Linked DNA regions of Mus musculus: regions 1, 2, 4 and 5 are each linked to region 3. Evidence: chromatin loops called from intact Hi-C (ENCODE). Cell type or tissue: heart. All regions are shown on one strand. Each heading gives the region's core, and the rest is flanking DNA. Links, peaks and the distances in the headings are about the cores only. Region 1 has its middle 100 kb from the start of Cemip2. Region 2 overlaps Cemip2 (cell migration inducing hyaluronidase 2). Region 3 has its middle 170 kb from the start of Cemip2. Region 4 overlaps Cemip2 (cell migration inducing hyaluronidase 2). Region 5 has its middle 25 kb from the start of Gm38486.

Region 1 (6,040 bases), core at 564-5,563, 61 kb before region 3:
GAGATGGCAGAGACGGCAGATGGGAGGAGGGAGGAGAAACTTATAACTTTAATTTTTTTCAAATGCCTATTTTTAATGATGGTTCTTAAAACTTTAACCTCTCTTGTAGCCCACCATTCACCAGAGGTAGTGGAAAAGAAAGGATGTGGGGGGTGGTGGTGGTGAAAGTGGACCTGTTTAGAAAGGTTCTTTGGGGCAACTCCCATCTGTGGTGTCTGGAAATCTGCAGTTCATTTCACAGGTTAGCAGCAGCAGCTCAGTCCACTTGCACATACTTCACGGGTCAAATCAGCAGCAGCGGTGGCCTGACCTCTCAGGAACAACCAGGCCTCAACCTCAGCACAAGTCAGCAGGAGGGACTTGGGCCAACAGGAGCACCAGAAAACATTCTTGGCTATGTCTGTTTCAATGAAGGAAAGATCAGCGAAGACACAGGACCCATAAGTGTTGCACAGCTAGCTCTATAAGCAAGCCAAGCTCAGCCTCCATTACTGTCCGTCGAGTCCTATTTATGCTCCCTCCAAACATCACATGTCCACTATGTGTTTTGCCTCAGCACATGCGTCTGTCTCAGCTGTCATCTCTCTGCCAATCAGCCTGAGTCCACAGAAGCAGTAAGAAACTGTAGCACACCACCAGAAGTTCTCTCTACAGAGTCCCTACAAATGTAGCTCAACTACACAATGTAAGGCAGACCATATATGCATGCCATTATTGAAGAATCCTTCATCATGTGTTCTTTCACATGCTTGCTTTAGCAGAACATCCTTTCTCCTGTGTCTGCTTCAGCTAAATGTTCCTTCACTTGTTTGCCCAAGCAAAACACCATCCAAATGACTTTCCAAAGAACCCTTAAGTTTCCACTTCAGGAACTCACCAGGCAAAGACAGTTCTTGAGCTATGGACCTGGAGCTATGTCTGCAGATATGGAGCTGGTGGTGTGGTATGATGCCTTGGCTTGCAATAGGCAGCTATTATTTATATACCTCAATCACAAAATTTGTGCACATGTTTCTTAGTTCACGTGAAGCTCCTGGCTGTTATGAGGTGCATTGCTTCTTTCTTTCTACCACACTTACTTTTCTGCTCATTGCCAGTATCTTCTGCTACATACACTGGACTATTCTCTACCCCACCCCACCCCACCCCACCCCACCCCAGATCACATTTACCCTACACTACCCTGTTTCTGTGACTTTCTACATATTCAAAACCTTTTGATTGAATGTCAGAGCATATTGAAATATTTTCAGAAACACCTAAGCAACAGTTAATGTCAATACCATAGACCTAGTTTGAAAAGACTTTAAAGTGATGTTGAACTTCATTGTGACCAGGTAAGAAGATGGGTGCAGAGGCTCCTCCATCTTGTTTTCTTGCTGGGGCCATGTCTGGGTTAACTATAATTTGATCTCCTTGATGGAGAATTCCAGGGAAAATGATCCAATTTTATTCTAGGAACCCAAGGTCGGATGTCCTAGGTAACTTAGCTTCTGTTAAACTACCTGTTTCTGTAGAACCTCCAGCTTTTTCTCAGAGTCTGTTAAATTGCTTGCTTCTGTGATGTACCCTCTCCAGCTGCCAAGTGAAATACCAAGATATGGTTTTTACCTTTAAAACCCCTGGACTCTGGACTCCTAGGGCTCTGCCTAGGTCCCTGAACACTTGGGTATAGTCTCAGCTGGCTGGAATAGAGTCCCATTTGACTAGGAACTGGGTCTGAGTGGTTATTTTCTGATGCCATCATATGAGTAGCTATGGCTCAATATAGTCTACACATACTAACAGCGGCAACTTTCTTTTTTTTTTTTTTTTTTTTTTTTTTTTAAAACAGCTTCTTTTTTTTTTTTTTTTTTTTTAATTTATTTATTATTATATGTAAGTACACTGTAGCTGTCTTCAGACACACCAGAAGAGGGAGTCAGATCTTGTTAAAGGTGGTTGTGAGCCACCATGTGGTTGCTGGGATTTGAACTCTGGACCTTCGGAAGAGCAGTCGGGTGCTCTTACCCGCTGAGCCATCTCACCAGCCCGGCAACTTTCTCAATCATGTCTTGATGACAGAGACTGTAAAATGCAATCATGATTCTAAAATGTAACTGGAGATGTTAAAATCTCCGAATAACAAGAAACCATGAATATCTTATGAAACTTAATTTTTATATACATGTGGTCATTGAAATTTATAACCTTCAATCACTGTGACAAACAAGCTTTCCCAAGTTATTCTCTGTTGTGAAGGGGGAAAAAATGAAACCCAGGGTCAAGCAAGCATACTGGGATTGCCTGTAAGTAAAACCTTGTGCTTAGAAGATGTGGCTGTAAATGCCAGTCATGCGTTCTTTTCTCTTCACATTCCTGAGGGCAAACCCTTGTCCTGTCTCCACTCTGCCTTCCATCAGTCACACCTCTTTCTCTTCCCGTCAGTCACTTTGCTTTGTTATTGTCTCTTGTTGTATCGAGGTTGGTTTGTTCCACGGAAATAACAAATGCCTGGATTTCCTGCTTCCCAGAGCTCTGGGGTGAGTTAAGTGTACAGATGTTTATTCCTGGTGACAATCCCTGTTGGCAGGTCATGCAGTGCTTTTGTTTGAGGGCTGGCTTTGCTCCAAGATGCTAGCTGAAGTGGGAATCCTAAGAATTCACTTTCATTTAGATCAGACAATTGAACCAATGGAAGAATGCTTGCCCACTTCTCTCGGCTCCTATATGCCTTAGAACCAAATTTTGTTTGTGCAATCTGCGAGTGATTTTTTTTTTCCCTTCTCATCTGCCAAAGGGTAGGGAGTGGAAGATAATTGCTCAAGGGAAAGCTCTTTGTTCATTGTCTCTGATCTATTTCATAGGAAAATTTCCATAGGAATTCTAGGAAGAGAAACAAGCTGAGGGAGAGAGTGACATTTGAGCTGTTGAGTGTTGGCTGGTTCTGTGGCTAGCCGGGTAGCCAATGAGTGTTCCTAGCCATTGAGTGTTCCTGTCTCCGGTTCTGTGGCTAGCAGCACAGCCAAACCTAAGGAATGTGGGCAGTCTTTGAATTGGAGCTCCATGTCTGGCCACAATGCTAATAGTTCCTCAAGGGATACTTGGTATTTGCTGCTAGGGGCCTCCACTGGCTTTTTTTCTTAGACACAGGCAAACTCTTGAGACCCATTCAAAAGGGTTGCAGTAAGGAAGGATGGTAGAAAGGAGGTAAACATGACTCAGTTTCCCTTTCCTGACAGTCACCTCCCCTTTGTCAGATGTTGCCTAGTGTCAGTGACCTCTTCTTGGGGTTCTCTCTTTCCAGATAGGGAGGGGCATATACCTGGGAAGCCGATATCAGGAAGCTGTGGTCTAGAGAGCTGGCATAGGGAGCAGGGATAGAAATAGACGCTTAGGTGATGTGAACAAAGCCCAAGTAGCTTACAGGAATCAAGAGGACCTGGAAAAACCCCTAAGGCCTGAAGCCTTTGTTTGGAAAGTTTTGCAGCATAGAGGCTGGCCAGGTCTCAAGAAAGCTTTTCCACCAGAGTTTCAAAACAAAATACTGAGGGGGGAAAAAAAAGAAAAAAGAAACCTAGAATAAACAGAAAGCATCTCTCTTTCCTTTTTGTTGGCCAAGTTGTAAGTTCAGCGAGAGGCCTGGTGAGCTGGATATGGAGAGGAGATGTAGTCCACCTCAGAGTAACTGGAGAACCTCGTCTTGCACCACATCCACATTGTAGCACTGCTTTATTAACTAGGTACACTCTCTCAGACCCTTGACCTTCCTGTGAACTATGTAGTCTTGCATATGCCTAGAACAGTTCTTGTTTTTCTATAAGTTTCCCTTTCTTTTGTTAAGTATAGAAAAAATATAGATTTATTATGAATATTATTTTGTCAGTTAAATAATTTATATTATTTATTTTTACCTTTTTTTTAAAGCAAGTCACCCTCCCCCTCTTCCTGACTACCATCAAGGCTATGATGGATGGGTCCTAATGCTGATCCAAGTTAAACCCCCCACCCTTTTTTTTTTTTTTTTTTTTTTTTTTTTGGCCTGGTGGCAAGTAGAGCCACAATGGGTGGATAAACAGAGATCTTTTCTTGGTGTTTCTCTTTCCACTTTCCCCACATTTTCTCTAACACTTAGGTGGTGGTGGGTGGTGGGTAGTGGGTGGTGGATGGCGGGTGGTGGGTGGTGGGTGGGTTGGGGTGGCACAGAAAAGCAGCCTGAATTGAGAACACTCTCAGGTTTTGACAGGCTTTCTCTGTCACTGTTTATAGCTCACTCCTGATTGGTCCCATTCACGATCTCATTTGAATACTGGGACAGGCTCTGTGTAAACATAGTGCTCATTGGATTTTTGCTAGTCTAGCTCCCAGGTCTCATGCATGGCTGGTTCCCAGACCCTCCTGTCCTCATTAGGAGGGAGAAGCCTGAAGATAAGACCTCACAGTCAGGTTTGGGCTGGAGTTGGGTCCTCAGTTCTGGCTAGGGACTTTGTTCCTAGAAGCTCTTGGGAGAAGGAAGACATGTCTTGAGATAAACCCAGCACACACAAGGAAACCCACTCTTGATTCCATCGCTCCTGCTTCCCAGGCAGAGTGTTTGTTCCTGCCTTCAGGGGTCTCTAGTCCCAATTTGAGAGCCTTGGCCTTTGAGATCTGTTACATAAGCAGCAAGTAGGGAGCTCTTCCAGGCCTGCCAATGATGGGAGGTGTGCTGCTCCCGCTGCTATTTGTGGGTGGCCTACTCTTTAGAGACTGGCTCTGCACGGGACTGTTCATGATTGACATCCCATAACATTTACTAACAACTCTCTCAGTTGGGCAGTGGATGCCTGCTGAGACCCAACGGTTGTAACAATGCCAACCTCTCCTGACTGGCTGGCATCCTGCTTCTTGGAACATGCAGTGTTCCACTCTCCCATTTAAGCTGTCCCTCCTGGCAAATAAAAGATGCCCTTGCTGCCTCTTTGCTGCCTGCCGGAAAGAAGGCAGGTCAAGATTCTGAGATGGAGTCAACTGTTTCCATAGAGCCACATTGGCTAGCTTCAAACTTACTATACAGTCCAGGCTGGCTTTGAACTCATAATTACTCTGCTTTACCGTCCCAAGTGAAAGGATTACAGATGTGTCCCACTGGGCTTGGATCAAGAATTGATATGATTTTGCTATTTATTTAACATCTGTTTCCCCCCCCCCCCCCCGCCATGTTCAACAGAAGACATTTACCACAGAAACACCTTTAGAAACATTGCTAAATAGAATCCCTCTTTGTTTCTTGTACCATTTACAAAATATTAGCAGTGCCAAACGTATTATGGTGAGAAGGGCTATGAGCCCCTCTCAAGGAACATGGCGAAAGTAAACATCAGGTACTTACATCCATCAACCATGGCACATATGCTGTGAGTTCTCTAATAGTTCTTTACATTTTATTCAAAGTACTTTACATTGATCGCATATAGTATGTCAATATTGCTCATTAACAGTGGTACTTTCAGGATACTGTTCAGTATGGGTTATGAAGAGATTGCACAGAAAATGTCAGTATTTTGTTTTGTCTTCCCTGGTTACTATGTATCTGCTATGTCTGAGTCTATAATGTCTCTCACAGGCTCCTGTGTTTGTATACTTGGCCCCTTGCTAGTGGTACTCTTTGGGAATGGTGGGCCTAGTTGTTAGAACTAGGTCACTAGGGCTGGGCCTTTGAAGCTTTTCTCTGGTTCAGGTTCTGGTCTGCTTTTTCTGATTCTTGGTTTGTGCCATATGGGCAACCATGGCCTTCTGTTCCTGTCGCTGTGAACAGAGATGTTGCTGTTGCTATGAGCACCCTGCTGTGGCTGACTGAAATCCCTCTAAAACTGTGACCTGAGATAAACATCTCCTGCTAGAAGCTATTTCTGTGAGGTATTTGCTTACAATAGCAAAAATGATGGCTAATATAACAGTCTTCATCTTATGGTCTCATTCCTGGCCTTACACCTTTTGTGGTTATCGCATAGGTCTTTGATAGCCTACCACACCTCTTGCAACTCTCGTTTTCTTAAAAAAGTTCTCTTGACATATCCCC
Region 2 (6,040 bases), core at 482-5,481, 89 kb before region 3:
AATTCTATCTCACATAAATAAACACATAGTACAAAATGTCAAAAGGATTTTTAAGGTCATTTAAGAAATTATTGGGAATTCTGTCCTAACCCCAGGCCAAAATTTACTGTGTGATTTTTTTTTTTTTCAATGAAACACGAGTCAGCATCTTAAACAAATTTTTAAAAATCAAACATTCTAACACAGTACATTCCAGTTGGTACTTAGACGCACAAGAAAGACGGTAGGAAAAGAGGAAGGGTTTTGTTTTCCATAATTCAGCCGTTCTTTTTCTACCTGAGCAAAAGACTTTGTGCACTGAACACACTGCAGGCAGCAGGGTGCAGTCTCCTTGACTCAGCTGGGGTGTCCGAAGCATCATTTGCTGGGCTATTGGTGTTAGCATGCACAGTGAACGTACACGTGCTGTGTGCTTAGAATCAAAGCTCTGGTAAAGTCACGTGACGCAACGAGGCTGAGCACAGCCAGAAATACCCTGGGTGCATTATGTGTTTTATGTTTTACATGGAGTTTTGGGTTTTATGCACGCAGACCCTTTCAGTCATGGCACTCTACATGGGGTTATGGTCTACAGTTGAAGAAACCGAGATCCAGAGGAACTCGGGAGCCACTGTAGACATTTCAGGGAGACAGTGTCCACCAAACTCAATAGGGTAACTCGAATCCTGGGTTTAGAAGGAGCTTGAGAGAATTCGACCCTCCTGGGGATGTTTCTGAAATGGAGATGACACCGTGCGGCCTTTTCGTATCCTCAGGTCAATGGTACTGACTTTACCTTCCGGAGTGCGGGTGCCCTCCTCCTCATTGTGGATGCCTGCAGTGTGCCCTTCCGGGTGAAGGAAAAGCGGATGTTCCTTTCTGCAGACGTCAGTCACATGGAAGAATATTTCAAGGCTAGCATCCCCCCAAGGTAGGCCAAGCTTGCCCTGCACCAGAGAAGAACTACCTCAAGATATGACTCCTTGCTACCATGGCACATGCTTACTTCTGAGCTCTGCTTACTCCATGAGCACTCCAGGCTCCCTGAGATATCCCTTCCCACCTCAGGCTGATCCCTGGGCCATTGGCAGATCCCGGATGCTAGATTTTTTTTTTTTAAAGATTTATTTATTTTATGTATATGAGTACATTGTAACTGTCTTCAGACACACCAGAAGAGGGCATCAGATCTCATTATGGAAGGTTGTGAGCCACCATGTGGTTGCTGGGATTTGAACTCAGGACCTTCGGAACAGCAGTCAGTGCTCTTAACCGCTGAGCCATCTCTTCAGCCCCCGGATGCTAGATTTTGTGACTGATAGGAAGGCTCCTGGGAAGAGAAAAATTTCATTGCTCAGCTCTTACTAATGCTTCTTTTACCAACCTACTTCCCACCCAACTGGCAGGGTCTGATTTTGTTGTTGTTGTTGTCCAGACCAGGCAGGAGGACAAGGAGAGGAATTTCCAGACCCTTGCTGCTTTGTGGTGGATGTTAAGTGCAGCTTTTAAGGTTAACATTTCCTGTTTCCTGTATAGTGAGCCTCACCTGGCTTTCTAGTCATTTCCATTGATCTGATGCTATATGTAGCCTGCAGAACTACCTACCTCCTAATAAGGCCTATACAGTCTTTGGATTATTTTGACATAAACTCTGTGTGCACGTGTTCATGCCATTTGTGTGTATGCATGTATGTGGGGGTTGGTGGGGGTCTGGTGTGTGTGGAGGGGGTCATTCGTCAGTAATCTTCCCTCAGTAGCCACAGAAGTGTGATTTGAGTTTTCCCTGTAGATACCCAAATCTGCAGATGCCCGTGTCCCTTGCTTAAGATGGTGTAATATTTGCATATAATCATGATCATCTCTCTATATAATGGTAAGACCCACATAGATGCCATTTAAATACTTGCTATATTGTATTGTTTGGGGACAGTGATAAGGGAAGACGTCTGTTTATACTCAGAACACGTGCAGACCCCACCCCCCTTTTCATTATGCTTACTCTGTATATATATGATGGAATGTGGGCCCGTGCATGCCAAGGTGCACGCAGAGATGAGAGAATATCTTGCAGGACTGTTTTTCTCTGTCTACCATGTGGGTTCTGGGAATTGACGTCAGGCTATCGGGCGTGGCACGGCAGGCAGCTTCGCCCACTGCACCGTTCGGGTGGTGCTTGGTGCTTTTTCATGAATAGTTCTGATGAGCCGCCCGTTAAATTTATGTGTGCAGACCCCGTGGATAAGAGGAGCAACTGTAGGTCTGTCTCATGGTTCAGATAGTTTTAGAGAATTCCTTTCTGAGGTTTCTGAGCTCTTTAAAGATTCTTCTCAATGTTTAAAAACCTATCTACTCACTTTTCTTCAAATAACCTAGGATGTAAATCTTACCGTAAATATTAGAAAACACAATTTTGCAAGGCACCCTGTACACCGAAGATTTAAAAACCTCTACCCAAGGAGAGGCTTTTTAGAGTAAGCTCTTCTCCCTCTGGCTGCTGGCTATATTGCTCTTTTTTTTTTAAAGATGTATCTATTTATTGTATGTCTATGAGTACACTGTTACAGTCTTCAGACATACTAGAAGAGGGCATCAGACCCCATTACAGATGGTTGTGAGCCACCATGTGGTTGCTGGGAATTGAACTCAGGATCCCTGGAAGAACAGTCAGTGCTCTTAACTGGTGAGCCATCTCTCCAGCCCCGGCTATATGGCTCTTTAGTCTTCATTCTGAAGCTTGTGTGTTGGACCCTAGGATTGCTGTGTATGTATACTGCATTGTAACAGTGTTGAGAAGTTATAGGGCAGGAACCAGGGGTACAGGAACATGTTTATAATGTTTATAATCTCAGCAGAGACAGAGGGTCACTGTAAGGTCTACCTAGCAAGTTCCAGCCAGACAGGCTTTCAAAATGAGGCCCTTTCTCAAAAGCAAAGAAACAGAAGTTATGTTATAGCATGGGTGTATATGTGAGTGTTAAGGACTTTTCCAGATAAGCTGGATAATTCCATCCTATGAAGAAGTTGAGATCTGCAGGGCTGCTGTGGCTAGTCCTCTGTAGTTATTCTGAGTCTAGTCACCACTGCTTTAGGAAGACTGCAACCAAGAGCCCACAGCCTCACCCCAGTCTTCAGCACGTGTCAAATCCCACATGAAGGATTTGCATTGCTAAAGGAATCACAGCCAGAGTTCAAAAGAGGGATTCTTTTTCTGAATGGAAATCAACACTATAAGATGCCCCTAACTAAAGTAAATTATGAAGGTCGCACATTTTTCTATAACAGGGAGTAAACAGTGTGCTTTCCTGTTGTACTTGGCAGCTGGTACTGCAGTCCACTTCCAAGAGTGCTGTTTTTTTTTTTTTTTTTAAAGAAATTATACCAATACAATAAGCTTGTTGGTCAGATACTAAAATAAACCTTGGAGCCATAGAGTCTCTACCAGCAAAGAAAGCAGGAATCCACAAACAGCTCTTAAGTATTGTGTTGATTTATTGTACAGTGAAGATGACAATTTTTTTTTTAAATTTTACTATTTTTCATATGTACGTGTGTGCCTGGTGCCTTCAGAGACCAGAAGAGGGCATCAGATACATTAGAGCTGGAGTTGCAAGTGGTTGTGAGCTGCCAAGTAGGTGCTGGATATCAAACCCTGGTCCTCTGGTCCAGGGACAGCAACTGCTCTCAACTGCTGAGCCTTCTCAGTAGCCCTAAAGATGGCAATTAAAACAAAGAAACAAATAAAAACAAGTTTTAAACCATCGAGAGCATCGTAATTTGTTGTTATTTATTTGTTACTGTTATGGTAGCTCTGGGAAGTCTAGGGCCCCTCTCTATGCTAGACCAACACTGTACTGGTCGGCACCCCCGCTTTTATCTTTCCATTTTGAGTTCCTGTTCACCTATTCATCATAGAGGTGTTGACACAGATAGCAGTAGAGCACCCAAGAGAAACTGAGACCACTCTCCACTGAGTACACTAACCCTGGAAGGCTGGCTTCCAGCCTGCCCTCATGCCTACGTGACTCTTGTGGGTTTCCCTGTGTTATCACCCTTCCAAGAACATGAGAAGTAGTTCCCTTTGCAGCAGGGAATTGGGACTTGTGTCGGGCTGAAAGGCATCTCTCTGTTTTCCTTTCCAAATTTGCCTTTATCTGGTATGCCATGCTGTGTGACCCGCCTCCGTGCTGATTGTCTAACTTGGACCCCACAGGTCAATCGTTCTGTTGAGCACAAGAGGAGAAATTAAGCAGCTGAATATCTCGGATTCATTAGCAGTTCTGGGACTGGCCAAGCCAGCACATCTGTACAGCAAAGGTTTGTATTGGCAGTATCCTGGGATGACCCTATGATGCTGCAGTGAATGTATCTTTTTGGTGGTGTTTGTGTGCTAGACTATTCTCATGAGCTCTGCCCGCAGTGAGCATTGTAAAAATTGTTTCTTGATAAAGGACTGTGTCAAAGAAAGTGTGTTGGGATATGGCTTGTCATTTGGGAGGCAGGAGTTCATTGTTGATGTAAGGAAGTGCAGGTGTGCAGGTGTTTTTTTTTTTTTAAATCTATATCTGTATTTATAATTATATATATATATACACACATATAAATATAAAAAATCCTGTCTTTGTTTTGTTCAACTCTGACTCATTTCCCTCGTTATCTTGTAGGAAATAGCTATACACTTTAACTTTTCTCTCCCTCTCTTTTTATAGGTAGTGTCGTATTTTTGGGATTCAGCGGAAACTTCGCACCGTCATGGACGAAGCTGTTCACCAGTCCCGATGAGCAGGGCCTCGGAGTGCTTGAGCAGTTTCTCCCGTTGCAGATGGAGGAATATGGGTGCTCCCGGACCGGCAGTGTCCACAGAAGAGACCTTGACCTGTTACAGCAGGCTTTGAAAGTGCTTTAGAGACTTGGTTGTAATTTAAGTGCTGGGAAAGAAAAAAAAAATGTGAACTAACTTATTTAATTTATGGCATTTTAAGACAACACTGTTAACCCGATGGAACCATTTTCCTGTTTGATAGAAAAGGGAGAGAAGGAATCCAAGCAGTTACCTGAGTGTCAGCTTGCAGGCCTTGGCACTGTGCAGGTGGTAGAGCCCTTTTGTCTTCCTGAGGCTGCTGCGTTCAGAGAGCAGTTGGTCTCGTGGCCCTTGCTTTGACAAGCACATCGGGGGTGCTTTGCTTTTTGTATAGTGGGGTGCAGGGAGTCCAAGGGCTCCTTGAACTTGCTCCTTCGAGGACTGGCTGCTCTAGCATTTCAGATACTTGAAGTCCAATGCTCAGTCCTGCGCTAACTCCAGTCGCTGCCCTGTTCAGTGATGTCTGGGGCTCATTTCTGTACAGCCCACGAGGGTTTTATGTGATGCTAGATATGGTTTTAAGTGGCAACTCAGGCCCAGCACATGTCCTTTTTGCCTGGTCATGTGCTCTTTTTATTCACTTGTATACTGATTACTTTTGAGGGTTCACCTTTCAAAGAGGGAACCTTATTGGGACAAAAGGGCTTTTGAAATTTTTTAGATCTGTAACCATTGAGGAAAAAAAAAGAAAGAAAGAAACAACAACATAAACCTATTACTTGCATCCAGGTGGAACTTTTTCTGCAGCTTTAATCCTTAACCTGTCTTGACCTTTAAAACGCAGAGCGGAACTGAATTAATTTTCTTTAAAAGCAGCAAGCCACTTCCTAAACTGTAAAACTCTTGTCATTTGAACTTGCAAAAGAAAGCCAGGTGTGGTGGTGCACGCCTTTGATCACAGCACTCCAGGAGCAGGTGGATCTCTGAGAGTTTGAGGCTAGCCTGGTCTACGTAGTGATCCAGGACAGCCAGGGCTACGTAGAGAAACCCTGTCTCAAAAGAAACAAAACAAAACAAAACAAAACAAAATCACTCTGTCAACAAAAGCTAACTTGCAAAAGGGAAACCTGTCCTTGGTTTTGGTCTTGTACCTGTGCTTTGTTGTCTTGTTGTGTGGATTTTTTTTTTTTCCAAGCGGCTCTGCTCATTGTCCTACCAGAAAATCCCAGAGAGTTTCCCGCTTGCTCCTCCATAAATATTGTA
Region 3 (6,040 bases), core at 632-5,631:
TATCTACAATAGGCAGGGAGGTTTCTGAAAGAGATGGTCTGTTGCAAACATACATTACCTATATTTTAAATACATAAAATAAATGGTCAGAATGTCTCAGGGCTTGGACCTGATACTAGAGTTTTGAGGTGAATAAGAGAAAGACCCTGACTTCATAGTTAATAGGAGACTAACATACAGAGGAGCAGATTCCAAATGATGTACAAAGACAAATAGTGCTAACCTTAGCACTCTTCAGGTATGTCCCTGTACCTTTAAAAAATTTTGTTGCCTACCTTTCACAAGCCCAAGTACAATCAACAGTGAAGGGTGACAATTTCAGCCAGATACAGATAAGGCTATACCACAGTCCTATGGCACAGCCAGATACAGACAAGGCTATAGCACAGTCTATGGCACAGCCAGATACAGTCAAGACTATAGCACAGTCCTATGGCACAGCCAGATACAGTCAAGGCTATGGCACAGTCCTATGGCACAGCCAGATACAGACAAGGCTATGGCACAGTCCTATGGCACAGCCAGATACAGACAAGGCTATAGCACAGTCCTATGGCACAGCCAGGCACAGACAAGGCTCTGATACAGTCCCTCCTAAGATTGTACCTCCACACTATTCTGATTCTATTCTGCTCAATTAAACCCACACACAACTCTCAAGGTCTGTGTAAGATTAAACTATGCTAGAGGTGTACTTTTCAGTATCACCACGTTTATTAAAATCCAGATGCAAGACCCCATTGCAGCATCTCAGGTAGTCAGGAGTAGGCCCCGTGTTGCTCACATTTAGTAATATCACAGTCTGTGCTCCTGTCTTGTGACCACCCTTTGTGTCAAACAGCTTTAGAGGAGTATGTGTGCTCCTTAGGACAGTGATCAGTGTGGAGATGAGGAGGTCGTCACAAAGGACCTCAAGTGTTGGGAGCCAATGTGGGAAAGGGCAGGACATCCAGGCAGAGGGAGTGACATAGGCAGTGTGATGTATGCAGTGAAAAGCCAGCACTCATGTACTTGCACACACACATGCATATATATGCACACACACATGCATATATGCACATGTGTGCATACACATGTAATTAAAAAAAAAACAAAACAAAATCTTGGCAAAAGCCTATAGAGAAACTGGAGACAGTGGAAACCAACTCAGCTCCTCCTTCCACAGTAGGGAAAATGACCACAAGAAGCTAAACCGAGCACAGAGGAAATGAAGACAATAGCTTCTGGGGCTCAAGGAAACAATCTGTGCCAAGAGTTGGCAGGATGGAATATTTCAGCAATATCAGAGAAGGTGGCTGGTTGACTTCCTGGAATGAGTGGGATATAGTTATCTCTGACTCGAAGCAGATGATATTTGGAGCATCCATCTCAATCTCTTATTCTTTGATGTACATAATATATCTAGAATTTGGGGTCACAAAAAGAAAAAAAAAGTCGGCATTTCTTTATATATAAAATAAATCTAATTAGGCTTGAAACATCAAAACAAATGCACTTCTGGCTGTAAATTCAACATAAACTAAAATTCTCAACTATTGACCAAGAGTCCTGCAATTACCCAGTTTCTCATTAGAGTGACTGGCCAGAGAAGGCTGTGTTAATGGGCAGCGGAGCCTGCTCTTGGTCAACAGATGTAGTAATTGGTTATTCTCATTAGTGGCATCTCAGAGTTCACAGAAAGAAAACAGCACACGAGAAAGAACAGTAGCACTTGTGGTCCTGGCGGCTTCTACATCACTGGGTCTTCGTTTCTTTCCCCAGGAGAATGAATGCACTTTCTGGAAAGGAAGGAAAATGATAAGCACACCCAAAGGAAGTCAATGTCTGTGTGTTTCCGGAGAGAAACGTAATGTCCGTGATTACCACACACTTTTCTGATGGAAGCGAAAATTTCCTGCCTTTTAGCCCTTTAACGGCCACTGCGTAAAGCTGGATCCTGGAGTATTTTCACTTTTAATAAAAAAATTGAGCCTTCTCTCTCGGCAGCAGCTAGCACAGTGCTCTGTGTGAATAGCCCAGGGCACACTTTCAGTTTTCAGTGCTGGGATCCACAGGGCAAACAGCTCTCAAGGCTCTGCTGTAGAGCAGAGCCAGGGCCCCTTTATTTGCTAAATTGGTTTGGTAAATGAATTTGTCACAGAAATCCTCTCTGAAAGAAACAACTCAAATCTGCTGGCTTTTCTTTATATATTTTAATGTCATTAGGACTGTAGTTTGACTCTGCTCCTTCCAGAGACCCCTCACAGTTCTTCCAGTCATTTGTTTGTTTATGAACTTACACTGAAGATCTGCCATGTGCCAAGGTGCGTACTGTGAGCAAACCTAGGGCCTGGATTGAGGGTTGTGTTTTGTTTTTTGTTTTTTTCAGAGAAGACATGGAGATTCAGGAATAGTCACGCAGTGACCTGCTTAAGGTGTAAGGAGAAAATTCATGTTCTGTCTTAAGAAGGTCTGTGTTGATATGTGAACCTGTCATATCTACGTCACACATGTCATTTGTATAATAGAATATAAAGTGTCCTTATATCCTGAGATTTCTGTGACTATCCATTGAGGTAATGGATGCCAAGCTCTTAGCCTGCTTTCTGGAATCTTCTGTCCTGAGCGGTGGCATTGAAGTGGCAACAGTGACAGGAACTGTTCTCATTGGCTGTGCAGTTCAGAACATTTCTGATCAGTCATTTTCTCTGTGTCTGTCAACAACCGTAGGGGACTCAAACAAGAAACCTGAGTCTGTCTTAACCCCCATCCCCATGGCTGAAATGACAGGTAAAGACCTGGTTAGAGAAAGCCAGTGAGTTCTGGGTTCTCTTCTTGAGAAAGGCTTGGGAGAAAAGTTGGGACAAACGCTGCATCTTCAGCTGAGGATGAAGAGGTTCGTGTAGTCACAGATGTGTCTCTGAGTCTTGCCCAAGCTGGCTGCTGCTCACCCAGGCCGACACTGCTCTGACAGTGCTCCCTAGTGGCCCGTGGGAAGGGAACATTTCCCATGCTAGAGCAGGACTAGATCCCACAATATCTGCAGCCCAGAGAATACTCTGCAGTCATTTATGAGTGAATGGTAGTCACCCCAGAGGCCCTAGAAGAATATCTATGAAGGACCAAAAGAGAAGCAGGATGCAAAGGCCCTAAGTAATCAGAGCCTCTTCCTGTAGGGCACCACCTAAAAAAAGGTTTCCCATATTGAACAATGCACAGGTAAAGTACAGGATTAAACATAATTATGCAGACATAATAATATGTGAAAGGACATCGACTAGGCTGTTCACTGGGGCTTATGGCTGATATATGTAGAAGGAAGATAAGAAATATAAAAAAAAATCCAACAAAAAATGAACAGAAAAGCTCTATTTGTACAGAATTATGTCTGCATGTATTCAAAATAAAACCCAATTTACGAGTAAAATCATCCAGATGAGGAAAATTCTGAAAGCCTTCTTAGTAAAGTGGAATTTTAAGACCACACCATCTCTTCATGTATTGACAGAGTTTTAGAATGTGACTTTAAAAATCTAAAATGACTTCTTGAAGAAACTATGGTTTTTACAAAAGTTCGATGCACACGATAGGATTCGTAGAGCCCCTTCTGAAGCTTTTATGGTACAAAGGCTGTTGTGGGAATTCCCAGCTTCTTTCCAGAGACGTGAGAAAGAACCATGGATCTGACTGTGATGTCACAGTTCTTCCCGCCGTAGAAGCATCTGCACACAATCACACTGCTTGAAGGCTTGCTTGTCTCACAGTGGTTTCATTTCACCCTCGTGTGAACAGCAGTTAGGATCTCCCTGAAGCTCCTAGCTGCGATGCGCAATGGTGTGCTTTTCTGTTCTCCACTATTATGATAGTGAAAGATCCTGGCAGAATGTAAAAGGACACAGAAGCCCTGAAATTGGCAAGATAGACGTCAGTGTTAGCAGAACTAGCTTCACTGATTTAAAAAAATAGAGGTGCACAATGCTCTGGCCACTCCTGGAACCTGTGTGTCTGCCAATGTTCTGACCAGGTGTGTGCCCATTGCTGCACCTTCATTAGACTCTTTCCTTGTACCCCTCCCATACCCATTTCTTGAGAATAGACATTGTTTAGGTCTGGAAATCCCCTAATCTCCCCCTTCTCCTTTCCCCCCTGAGGGCCTATAAAAACTGGGAACTCTTTACCCTCGAGGTCGACTCCTCTACCCCTGCGTGGGATATGAGTCCTCCCCAGAGCTCTGGCTTTCCCCGAATAAAGCCTCATGTGGTTTGCAACAAGCTCGGTCTGTCGTGAGTTCTTGGGTGTCCGCTATTGTCCTGAGGCCTGAGTGAGGGGCTCCTCTTGGAGTCTTTCAATAGCATACCACAGGCGGGGCCGTAAGCACAGAAAAGAGGATTTTAAAAACTCACAGTATTAGTGCTGTGGAAACTTTTTGGAATATATGAGGATGATCCTAGTAATGACTCCTAGTAATAGAGGAGACAAAGCCTGAACTGACCGTTTTCTGTAACCAGGAAAGACTTCCAGTGGTGGGACTGGGACTGGGACTGGGACTGGGACTGGGACTGGGACTGGGACACTGACTCAGACACAAACCCTTAGACCTACAATTTGTCTCGCCTGCAAGATGTGCTGGGATAATGGTGGTGCAGAACTTGTGGGAGTGGCCAACCAATGACTGGTCCAATGTGATTCCATTCTATGAGAGGGAAGCCACATATGGCACTGCCTGGATGGCCAGAAACCAAGGGCTGGATAGCCCAGAGACCGAAGATAGAAAAAAGTAAATGAAATAATTCCTAATGATATTCTGCTATATTCATAGATTGGTGCATAGCCCAATGTCATCACAGAGGCTTCATCTAGCAACTGCTGGGAGCAGATGCAAAGACTCACAGCCAAACATTAGGTGGAGCCTGGGGAAACCTCAAGGAAGAGGGAGAGGAAGCCAGAGAGGTCAAAAACACCATAAGAATATGGTTCAGATCATCACCTAAGCAGGGCTCAGAGGGATTCGCAGAAACTGAAGCAACAATCACAGAACCTATATGGGTCTGAGGTAGGCCTTCTGTATATATGTTGTGGTTGTGCAGCTTGGCGTTCTTGTAGGACTCCTAACAATGGGAGTAGGGGTTGTCTCTGACTCTTTGCCTGCTCATATCAAATCTAGGTTGCCTCATCTTGATATGAGATGGCTTGTGCCTAGTCTTATAGCTTGTTATATGGAGTTGGGTTGATATCCCTGGAGGCCTGCTCACTTCTGAAGAGAAACAGTGGATCTGGAGGAGAAGGGAGATGGGTGGGATAAGTAGAGGAAGGGGAGGCTGTGGTTAGGATATAATGTGTGAGAGAATAATAATAAGAAAAACCTCACCGGGCAGTGGTGGTGCATGCCTTTAATCCCAGCACTTGGGAGGCAAAGGCATGGGGATTTCTGAGTTCGAGGCCAGCCTGGTCTACAGAGTGAGTTCCAGGACAGCCAGGACTATAAAGAGAAACCATGTCTCGAGAAACCAAAAAAAAAGGAATAAGAAAAAAGAAAAAAAGAAAAAAGGAAAAAGAAAAAAGAAAAAAGGAAAAAGAAAAAAGAAAAAAAGCCTACCTCACAGTATTAGAAGTTGACAGTCTAAGATAGGCAACTTCACTGGATTGGTCTTTGGTGAGGTTCTTCTGCTGTTTGATGAAGAACCTGGTGGGAGCCTGTGGGAAGACAGAGCAGAAATCTGGTAAAATAGGAAGCAAGGGAGAGTGAGAGGCTTCCAAGAGAATTCACTCACTCCATGAGAGCAGCATTAATCCCCTTGGGTATGATTATCCCAGAACCCAGTTCCCTCTTAAAGTCCCACTGCCTCATTATTTCCACACCAGGAATCAAATTCTGTACAAGAAAGCTTAAGAAAGAGGCTTTAGATCTGCCTAAAAATCACCGAGGATCAGATGACACAGTAGGAAGAGATACTACAGGCTCAGACCATTTCAATTACTGCAAGAGCCCTGTGATACACACAGGAAGTGACTCACTTATACGACATCTAAAACCAGAAAATGGTCACATGACACAGTGGGA
Region 4 (5,000 bases), core at 1-5,000, 120 kb before region 3:
TCTCCCCCGCACCCCCCACACAATGTGCATATACAGCATTTGAATCTAAGTGTTACAAGAAACTGAATTCCTTGAACTGAGACAAGAAAAACCTGCTGTTATTGCTGTGAGCTGAGTAATTGACTAAGACTAATATTTAGAAAGTAGCATCTCAAAGGGAAAAAAAATCTTTAATTTTTCAAAATTATATTTGTGATGTGGAAACTATCTCTAATTAATTCTTGGTGTCATGTGCCCTGACAACACACTCACTTATCTCACTAATTGTAAGAGTATTAAATCTGAGGGTATAATTAGGTTTTAATTTGTTAAATTTGGGAACGATTATACGGAATATTTTATAACCAAAGGAAATTGAACCTTTGGAGTCGTAAAAAGAAGCATGCTATGTCGGGATCAATCATCATGCACGTGTGCACTTAGACCAGCCCCTGTGGCTTTGCATGCAAGGCTTGCTGAATCTTCACCTAGCCCAGGTCAGCTACCATGTTGAGATGGCTGTTTACAGGGTTATACCTTAGTGTTTTATGAATGCATTAAAACATTCAAAATGGAAATCCTTGCCTGATTTCTCCATTTCTATTTCAGCGAATTCAACAACTAGTTCATTCCGTGTTTGACCTAATCAAGGCTATCTAAGCTTCTTTTCTTGGCCCCAGAGAGCTCATCAGTTACACTGAGCTGTCACCTCTCTGCTTGGGAGGGACCTGGGTCATTTCATTTTCCTCCTGAATGACGGATGGCGTTTCTCCGTTCCTCCCTGCCTCGAGAATTTTGGCATCATGTAGTCTGACGTCCTCTCCCAGCCCCGAGGAAGCTGCATCTAGGTCTCATTTTGCCAGGGAATGAATATGTGTGTGTCTGTATATATGTATGTATATATATATATGTATGTATATATATATGTGTGTGTGTGTGTGTATATATATATATATATATATATATATATATTTTGGCTAATCACCATGTAAAACATTAAGTGTACACTAAATGGTTGTTGAATGGCCAGATGGATAAGCTAAAAATATCACTTTTCATGGCCCCTTTGCTCCCCTGCCACTGTTTCCCCCCAGCCCCCCATTTCCAGGTCTGGGTGAAATGAGAAGCCGAGATGTATTCTCCCAGCTCCTTATGCATGTGGATGTACCTTCGGATCCATTTTCACTTTAGCCCCTTGTGTATTTCAGGCTGGTTTATTTGTGGACAAAGGTGTCAAAACGACCAACGCCAGTGCATCTGACCCAAGGGAGTACCTCTGCCTGGATAACAGTGCAAGGTAGGGTCTGTTTTCTCCTCATTGTACACCTAGGCTTAACCTTCAGGGGGAGATCATTTGCATTCGAGCACCTGGGGTGCTTTTTGATGGCAGCATATGTAGATGAAGTTTTGTAAGCTCACATAAAGGCATTTATCTTTCTGAAATGCCGAGGAAGTTGATGGCTTCCTTGTTCCTCTTTCACAGTGGAGATGGTTGTGAGAGCGAGTTACAGAGAGAAACAGAAAGAGAAAGGGTAACAACGGTTTCAGATTTGAGAACAAAGACTCACTCCCTGAAAAACAAGTCATTCCCCGAAACCTAAGCGTATAGAATTACAGTGAACGCGCAGATGTGGTAGAGCACTGGGTTTTGTTTCAAGGGAATGATCCCAGATTAAGCTGGCTCTAGTTCTCCTTGGTAGCCTCAGGTTAACCTCCTGGCGGGCTGGGTTACTCTCCCATGTAACCACATAACGTGTTTGGAATGTGGGCCAGTGTTACGGCGCTCTCTCTTTCTCTCTCTCTTTCTCAGCCAAAGTACACAAAGCATCTCAGGTGCATAGAAAGTGTTCTGGTCAATGTTGCAACCTGAAGTCACACTCAGTAGCAACCAGGAACATACTGTTTTTCTGTACTTCACGTTTATTGACTGGATCATGAAGTTGAAAGGAGATACATTGCAAAGGCTTTTGCTAGATGTAGGAAAGACACATGACCGGCCCAGTTGTTAAGGGAATAAAGCAGGAGCCAGACTAAAGGTGGCTGGATCGGATCTAATGTGCAAGGCAGGACTCGCCTTACACTGTTGAGAGATGAGGTTAGGAGAAGCCGGACAAAGCCCACATAGTGAATTGTGCACAGGACCCCGAAGGTCAAGTTAAGCATGAAACCTTCGAGAGCAGTGAGCAGTGATCAGGGAACATTTAAGGCCCCAAGGTGATGAACCTGGGATGCCAAAAAAATGGGCCAAAACTTAAGGAGGACCACTTAGATGAGAATAAAATTATGAAGCAAGAATATTGGATGTCCTACTTTGCTTCCTGTTGCTGTGATGAAAAACGCCATGTAATAAAAAGCAACTTGGGGAGGAGAGGGCCTATTTCAACTCACAGGCTACATCCTAACTGAGGGAGGCAGTGGCAGGGGCTCACAGCAGGATTCTGATGCAGAGACCCTGTGGGGATGCTATTGCTTACTGGATCTCTCCCTTGCTTTCTACCTGCCTAGGGATAGTGCTACCCACAGTAGGCTGGGCCCTCCTGTTTCATTTAGCAATCAAGAACATGCCCCACAGACAAGCCAATGGACTAGTCTGATCTAGAAAATTTCTCAGTTGAGGTTACTTGTTTCTAGTTGACTCTACTTTATATCAAGTATATCAAGTTAGCACTAAATAAAATTAGCATATTGGCCTAATCTCCCCGCCCTCCCCGCCAAAAAAAACAAACAAACAAACAAACAAAAAAAACCCCTACAAAGTTGCTATTGGAAAGTTGCCCGTGTATTTTTTATTATGTTTGTTATGAGACTAGACTCAAGATGGAATTCAGTCTGGTCTAGAACTCACAGGGCCTGCCTGCCTCTGCATCCAAGTGTTGGGATTACTGGAAGGAGCTACCAAATCTGGTCACACCTGCTTTTAAAAAGGTTTTTTATAGTTGGTAGTTTCAATGAGTTCGTGCCAGAAAAACTGTTAAACAGTTGGCTTCTTTTTCTGCCTTGAAAGAACTTATCTAAGCCTGCTGGCTGAGCTGGCTCAGGGCTTGCGTCACAAGTGTGAGATGTCAGTGCAACCTCCCTACAAGGCAGGCGAGGTGCCAGGAGAGGTAAGGGGAGTCCTGGGATTGCTGAACAGAGTCCAGCTGAATCATGCAGCACCGGGTCCACTGAGAGACCCTGTCATGAAACTAATGTGAGTCGTGAGTGAGGAAACCAGCTGACAGGAGCATCCTGCCTCCACACATGTTTGTTCCCTCATGTTTGTATGCATGTATGCAAAGGCCACGCTATGTACTTTATATGTTTGTATATAGTATGTACATGGATGGAGGAATAAGTATATTAAGAGGCTGTGGACATTGTAACTGGACTCCTCATTATGGCTTCAGAAGTTTGTTACTAGATAAACCTGTACGTATTATGAAAATGGTAATTATTCCTTCATACTCTGAGTTCTCTTACCAGTTTTCAAATGCAGACATACTAAGGAACTAGACTCCATTAGTAAGCTGTAACCTCAGAGCTAATTATAGAAGGGGAATGACTAGATAGTTGGCAGCTGTATGTATGTGTGGAGCAGTGTGCAGACTATGTCCACGTGTGTTCATGCAACCCAGACATGAGTAAAAATGACAGGACACAAATGAGTAATAAATAAATCAGGCTGTGAGCTGAACACCGGGCTCCTGGGATCTAGCAGATACACTCATCCCGTTCCTCAGAGAGGAAGCTGACTCACCAATTATCAGAGTCCTCAAGATGGGAAACAGTGGGAATTTGAAGATTGGGAAACTTCATTAGAAGTTGGGGAATTTCATAAAGAAGTTTTTAAAAGGGGTAGGGTGAGGCATGGTAGCCAATCAGTGCATTATAACTAATTAGTACATTCAAATCAGGGGAGGTGATTGTATTAGTTATTTTTGTCATTGCTATGACCAAATATTTTACAGGAAGCAACTGGAGAGGGGGGAGGGTTTTTTTTTTTGTTTATACTTTGAGAAGGGATATCACGGCAGGGAAGGAAGGCTCAGTGAGTGGCCAGGTTGTGAGGCAGCTGAGCACAGAGAATCCACAGTTATCAGTCAGAGGGAGAGGAACACTGGTGTTGGCTGACTCTTTCACAGACTGGTGCCACTTGCATTTAGGGTGGGCCATCCTACCTCAGTTTACCCAGTCTGGAAATTTCCTCACAGACATGCCTAGGGATGTCTCTCTATAGTGATTTAAATCCCACTAAGTTGTCAGCAGTATTAACAACCGAGAGACTGGAGAGATGGCTTAACCATTAGGAGCGCTTGCAGCTCTCGGAGGACAGGAGTTTTGTTCACAGCCTAGGTTGGGTGGCTCACAACCACCTGTACCTCCAGCATCTAGCCTCTATGGGCACTTGTTTTGTGTATATATATACACAGAGACACAGGACCACACATACACTTAAATAAAAATAAAATAAATCTTAAAGAAATTAACCATCATGATGTTTTGTCTATATGTGTGTTAGTGTACCACCTTCATAACCCAAAAGAGGTTATCAGATCCCCTTGAACTGGAGTTATAGATGGTTGTGAGCCATCATGTGGGGGTTGGGAATTGAACCCAGGTCCTCTGGAAGAATAGACAGTGCTTTTAACCACTGAGCCATCTTGCTAGCCCCTAACTGCATTTTCTAAATACCAGTGAAAAAGCTGAAATTGAGGACCCAGCTTTGGTGTAAATGATCAGTCATTGGGCTATATAGAGATGCTCAGAAGAGATGAGGGGGCTGCAGCAGGGGGTCACATGTTGCATTATAATATCTGTGTGTCTTTATTTAGAGTAGTGGTTCTCAGCCTGTGGGTCATGACCCCTTTGGTGAGGTGGGGGTCACATAGCTGATACTCTACATATCAGATATTTACATTAAAATTTATAACAGTAACAAAATTACAGTTGTGAAGTAGCAGTGAAATAATTTTATGGTTGTGGGTCAGCACAACATGAGGAACTGCATTAAAATGCCGCAGCAGAAGGAAGGTTGGGGATCC
Region 5 (5,868 bases), core at 1-5,000, 370 kb before region 3:
CTACTGCCACATCCTACTTGGCTTGGTCATGGAACCATCACTAGACAGTGACAGAGAAGGAATGAAGAAAGGGCAGACACACAGACATATCCAGGACAGACACTAAGGAACAACAGACACATACACATATGTACCCAGAAAGGCTGGGGTTAGGTGGGCTATTCAAACTCTGATGGAGCTGTAGCAACTATGGAAACAACCTGGAACCTCAGAATGTTAATCATGCACAGCCCAGAGAGGAGGGTGTGACCTGTCTCAGATGGTCTCAAGAGACAGCCAACTGGGGTTGTAAACACCTGGGAGGAGGAAAAGGAAGAGGGGGAGGAAAAAGAGGAAGAAGGCGAAAAGAAGAAGAAGGTGGCAGTACCCTGGAGGACAGAAAGAAGTGACTTGATGTGTAGGTCAAAGAAAGTGAGTGGAAGCCATGTGGAATGTCAAGTTTTGAGCAAGGAAAAAAACAAAGGATGGCATTAACTGAACCCAAGATTACAACAGTGACACAGCAGCCCTGGAGACAGCTGGACAGTGACACAGCAGCCCTGGAGACAGCTGTGGAAATGCTTGCTCCCCGCCCCCACCCCCACCCCTGTAGGAAGGTACATTTTGTCATTAACCTGGTTTCTAGCTGTACGTGCACTGTGATAACAAAAAGCAGGTTCATTTGTAATTGGCCTTGCTATGTTGCTTGGTATTGCTACAGACAAGGTAGCTCCTCCCTGTCTGCATCTAGGCAAGGACATATAATTTCATGGACTGCTAGATTGGAGCTATTCTCTGGTGTGTTGTTACCAACAGACTCAGGCCCACCTTCTGATGCTGCTGGTGCTTGGCACATCCAGAAAGACCTGGGAACTGGTTCTGCCTCTGTGAGTGGAACAGCCTGGCCTATAAAGTATGTTGCAGGAAAGCCAGAGCTACACAGAGAAACCATGTCTTTAAAATTAATTAATTAATTAATTAATTAATTAAAAGATCAGTTTACTCACATACTTTATTCTTTCTCTCTCTCTCTCTTTCTCTCTCTCTCTCTCTCTCGTGTGTGTGTGTGTGTGTGTGTGTGTGTGTGTGTGTGTGTGTGAGAGAGAGAGAGAGAGAGAGAGAGAGAGAGAGAGAGAGAGAGATTACTTGAGTTTTTGCTAAAGTCTCACTCATTTTCAGGCTCTGGGGACAGTGTTAGTGGCACAAACCAAAAGGATTGACTTTCCCTCCTATGGTCATAGACTTACACTCTGGGACAGCCTGGGCTGGGTTCCTTCTTTTACAGAACCTATGCCAGGGCGTCTTGATCAGAGTTAGTCCTCCTAAGGGCAAGGATGGGGGTCTGTGGATGTGGCTTCTGCTCATTGGTTCCCTCCAGTCTCCCTAGCTTCAGGGCCTGTGCTTTCTTCATTTTGCCCAGGACAGACTCTTCCATCAAATCTTCCCAATGCAAAATAGTTCTTTTTAGGTTTATTTGGTTTTGGGATTTTGGTTTTTCAAGACAGGGGTTCTCTATGTGACCCTGGAAGTCCTGGAACTTGCTCCGTAGACCAGGCTGGTCTCAAACTCACAGAAATCTTCCTGTCTTTGCCTCCCGAGTGGTGGGATTAAAGAAAATAATTTTTAAAGATCAAGGACCTGTCAACCTTATTCATGCCCTATATTTTTCTGCTCCTAGAGAAAAGCCTAACTGGCAGGACATCAGTGTATTTGTATTCGCTGACTAGCACATCAATTCTAATTTCCAGTACATGGTAGTGCATGTATGTAATGCCAGGACAACTGAGATATACGTTAAATCTGGACTGTGTAGTAAGATCTTGTTTTAAAAAGAATAACAAAACGTCAGTCTAGATTTCTATGGTCTATTTATATTAATAATTTTTGAGTTTGAACATTTTGAATATCTGTACTTAGTCTATTACCCATGTAGACTTAAATTAAGACAATTGACCTTAAGGGTAGAGCAAACCTGGGTTTTAGTACTAGCTTTGAAATCTCTCACTCTACTTCCTAAGCAAATTATTTAAGCCCTGTTTCCATCCATTTCATTACATTTGATAATAACAATAATAATATCTTCCTCATAAACTGATTTTAAAATTAAGGCGATGTGGTATGTGTTAAGTCCTCAACCAACACAACACAAATATATATAATATAAATATATATATATATATATGTACATATATTTTTTTCTTGTACTCATCCCCAAAACAGTGAGACTCAGTGAATTCATCAGATGGGGTTTAGACAGGCTAGAGATAGACATGAGGTATTCCCTATTGACCTTGGGCATAAGGCATTTCACATTGAGAGGAACTGGGTGAAGGAAGCCGGTTGAGCCATTCCAGAAATGCCTAGCGCATGCAGACTACGGGCTGAATTAGTCCATGTATTCGTTTGAAAGTATTTTTCACACCTCTCACCAAGAACAGTGTGCTAAGGCAGGATCAAAGGGAATCAATGGTGGCTCCTGCCCTGCAGGGGCTGCTTCCAGCAAAGAGCACAGTTGTCAGAGGCCTATACCGGCTCCTGCTGTTGCCCTGGCAGCATAAACACAGAAGAAAGCAAGCAGCATTTCTCCACGTGGGAGGCAAGTAAGAGCTGAATACGAGAACAGGATCCTGTTGCAGAGGTTTGAGACAAGGCTCAATGGAGGTCCCTTGCAAGATTTTGAATACGGAAGTGAACCAAGTACCAGAAATGGAAACGATAAACAGATCAGCAAATACTCATTTATTTTTTAATACACCCATACTCACCCATCTTCAAACTGGCACCATCCTTTATAGTTAAATCAATCCCGGGCCTCTGAAGCTGCCTGCAGTCGTCACTTTGTATGGAGAGAGGCAGTAAGATTTGCAAACCCTGCTGCCTCTCTGCCTCTAGACTGCTTGGGTTGATGCAACTACTTCTGGCGGCTGTGGTCATGCGACCTCCAGGGGGCGCGATTTCCCTTAGTTCTGGTGGAACTGTGGTTCTCAAGCCAACATGAGAATTTTGTTAACTCAGTGTCGCTGGGTCCCATTCCCACAGTTCCTGGTACAGTAGGTCCGTAGGGTGGACCAAAGAATGTGCACTAGTAATGTGTCCCCAGGGTGTACTGCCTGTGCTGATCCACAAGAACCTAAGACCCTTCTTTAAAAATAGGTAAAATGGCTAGAATTTTGAAAGGGAGCCTTTCTATAAAGTCCACAAGAGAAAGGAAAAACAAAGAGTGAAATTTAAAAATTAGGTTGGGGGATGGGGGCGCAGTTCCCTGGGAGAAAGGCAGTTCTCTGGGACAAAGCATGCCGGGTACAGGAGAGGCCCTGGGCTCAATTCCTACACCATATCAAGCAAAGACAACAGACAGAGCTAAGCCAAGCAACCATGCAACTTATATGTTGTGGCCGTGAGTCCTGGATGCTAGCTGGTCTTTTCCAGTTCCCATCTTCAGGGTAGCTGTCTACATACTTTGATTATCGGAAGAGGTTTTAGCACGGCCGTGCCAGGAAAAGGTCAATGGAAACACAGTGCGGAATACAAGAACGGCACAATCCGAACGAGCAATGTAGTCGTAAAATAGAAGGACACTTTTATTTCCTTAACAGACCCTTCTTTATGTCATGTCTGCCTCCAGTCCCAAGAGCAGAGTTTTGCTTTGTACCTTGAGAATGCCTAAGGAATATCAAAAGTAAAACTGAATTCCAACACTCAGCACCCCCTGGTTGGGAGCACAGCCCACCATACCGACATTACTCATCTGTTCCCAGCTGGCTATATTTATCCTGTGAACTTTGAATCGCATGTTATTTTTAACATAACTACAGCTTTCCCGATAGCACCCAGTCTAATAAATACAGATGTCTTCTGTATTTAACCTCTGGACTGTGTCTTCCTTGGACGAAGTGTCTTGTCAAAGAGGATGAAAAAGCTCTTAGAAATCGGTGCTCAATGGCCAGAATGGTGTTTATATCAACACCAGGGCTTGGCACAACTGTTGGTCATTCTTGAAAGAAAAAAATCTGCACAAGAGGCCTCCCTTAAAGAAAGTTAATCTCTAGTTACCGTATGTATCATCTCTCGGCTACTTGAGAGCTACTAAATGCCCATGCATAGCCCCCCGCTTCTTATTTAGTTTCTGTTGTTCTCTGCCCTCGAGGAGGGGAGACCAGAAAAAGCTCCTTTATATCCCAAACACCCAAGGGCCCTAGATTACTGCAAGAACAGTAGGAGGCGAGGAAGATGGGGAGAAGATGGCCGTGTCCAGACCCACTTGAAGCTCCTCCGTGAACATCAGTTTAGATCCCGATACACAGAAGATGGAGGCTAGATGGAGAGCAACAGAGCAAGAGGGATTCAAACAAGTTCTGGTAGCTGCGGATCCACACCCCACTCTCTTCTCTGCCGGATACATCTCAGACAACAGCGTTTTACCTGTCACTCAACCTAACGAGGAGGTGTGAGAAAGAAGCCAGAGCTGAAGCAATCCTGAAAGGAATAAGCAACACAGTTCTATGGAGTGTGAGAACTGGAGCAAATGGGGTGGGGGTTGGGGGGAAGGGACGACGGAAAGGGGAAGAGAGAGAAACTTTCTCAGGATAAGCTGTTCTTGTCACCAGTCTACATTCACCCGTGTGCGTGCACACATTCATCATGATGGTGGATAATTCTTTCGCAGGTGCAACGCCATGCGTTTTATTCTCCCCGGGTGACTAATGAACTAAAGTAATTTTGTTTTTCTTCTTAAAATTTTGTTTTCATTTTTAAGTAGAATATAGTTCTATCATTTCCTCTTCCCTTTTCTCCATCCCAGCCTGTGTACCCCTCTCTGATCTTTTTCAAATCCATGGTCTCTGTTTTCATTAATTTTGTTTTACACACACACACACTTTTTGTTTGTTTGCTTGCTTGCTTTTTTGAGACAGGATTTCTCTGTGTAGCCCTGGCTGTCCTGGAACTCACTCTGTAGACCAGGTTGGCTTTAAACTCAGTGATTCGCCCACCTCTGCCTCCCCACTTCTTGGATTAAAGGTGTGCACCCCGCCCCTCCAGCTACTGACATATATCTTCATCAAAACAACCTGTTCAGTATGCACCAGACATGCATGTGGTACACAGACATACATGGAGGCAAAATACCCATACACCTAAAATGAATGCTAAACATATGTTAAGGAGCTAGTATCTTGCTTGACAGACATGAAATGAAGGGACTTAAGAATTTCAAACTGACAGTTGATGGGTGAAAAAAAAAAAAAAAAAAAAAAAAGCCAAGTGCCACTGCCACCTGACTCAGACAAATTTCTTTTAATACTCTTACTTCCTGTTATTTTCCTGACGTGGAAACTTCTAGTTTCTTTGGAAAGTTAGTATGTCAAATTATATTTTGCTAGGGCACACAAGAGAAAGGATGTTTTGCTGGAGCGGACACAGGAAAGAATGTCTTCCTGAAGCAGACACAGGTGAAAGGATGTTTTGATATAGCAAACACATGAAAGGACCTGTGATGAAGGAGTATAAATATGACCCCACAGACAGTGGGAGATGAGGACTGAGCTTCGGCTTCTCTGCTCCACCTCACTATTCTTCCATGATGACCCACATGTATTTGTTCACCTTAAATAGCATGGTTGAGCTCAACTTGTGGTAATGCTGCCATTGAGAGAAACTCACCTAAGAACTGCTCGTGAGGTTCCTGCAGCAGCTTGCTGCTTCTGTAGTTTCACCTCAGACTAGCTGACAAGTTTCTTCAGGATTGACCTACAGCTGCTGGTTTGTGCCTGGTGTTTGCCTGCCTACCGGACTGGTCTGCAGCTCAGTCATATTTGGTGTTTGCTACGGGACTGAACTGAAGATCAAGTTCACCCCCAAAGAACTGTTACTAAACAGGTCTACTTCTCC

What was found. Peaks named below come from ENCODE experiments on the same cell type or tissue, not always from the same donor. Only the 100,000 strongest peaks of a DNase experiment are listed, where the experiment ranks them.
Region 1: it touches region 3 in a loop (4-fold over the local background); 6 of 42 quality-filtered maps call a loop at or near these places.
Region 2: a loop joins it to region 3, with 5 times the contacts of the local background. A loop is called at or near these places in 6 of 42 quality-filtered maps.
Region 4: a loop joins it to region 3, with 4 times the contacts of the local background. A loop is called at or near these places in 6 of 42 quality-filtered maps.
Region 5: a loop joins it to region 3, with 4 times the contacts of the local background. A loop is called at or near these places in 6 of 42 quality-filtered maps.

What each region holds. Positions count from the first base shown.
Region 1 is chr19:21,879,808-21,885,847 of GRCm38, forward strand. No RefSeq gene overlaps it. Among named protein-coding and RNA genes, the nearest start is that of Cemip2, 100 kb to the left of the region's middle. In heart, for the core only: no CTCF peak of the experiment used is centred there; DNase peaks (open chromatin) are centred at 2,574, 3,004 and 3,454; H3K4me3 peaks cover 896 bases; H3K27ac peaks cover 3,138 bases.
Region 2 is chr19:21,851,470-21,857,509 of GRCm38, forward strand. Cemip2 (cell migration inducing hyaluronidase 2) reads left to right here. Exons shown (of 24, transcript NM_001033759.2): 22 at 756-910; 23 at 4,190-4,293; 24 at 4,686-6,040. The coding sequence ends at 4,882. Among named protein-coding and RNA genes, the nearest start is that of Cemip2, 76 kb to the left of the region's middle. In heart, for the core only: a CTCF peak has its summit at 3,545 (motif pointing right); no DNase peak of the experiment used is centred there.
Region 3 is chr19:21,940,685-21,946,724 of GRCm38, forward strand. No RefSeq gene overlaps it. Among named protein-coding and RNA genes, the nearest start is that of Cemip2, 170 kb to the left of the region's middle. In heart, for the core only: a CTCF peak has its summit at 2,965 (motif pointing left); DNase peaks (open chromatin) are centred at 1,187, 1,817 and 2,917; H3K27ac peaks cover 2,064 bases.
Region 4 is chr19:21,816,736-21,821,735 of GRCm38, forward strand. It overlaps Cemip2 (cell migration inducing hyaluronidase 2), which reads left to right. Exons shown (of 24, transcript NM_001033759.2): 12 at 1,188-1,276. Among named protein-coding and RNA genes, the nearest start is that of Cemip2, 41 kb to the left of the region's middle. In heart, for the core only: no CTCF peak of the experiment used is centred there; DNase peaks (open chromatin) are centred at 3,066 and 3,626; H3K27ac peaks cover 322 bases.
Region 5 is chr19:21,568,460-21,574,327 of GRCm38, forward strand. No RefSeq gene overlaps it. Among named protein-coding and RNA genes, the nearest start is that of Gm38486, 25 kb to the right of the region's middle. In heart, for the core only: a CTCF peak has its summit at 2,914 (motif pointing right); a DNase peak (open chromatin) is centred at 2,932; H3K27ac peaks cover 956 bases.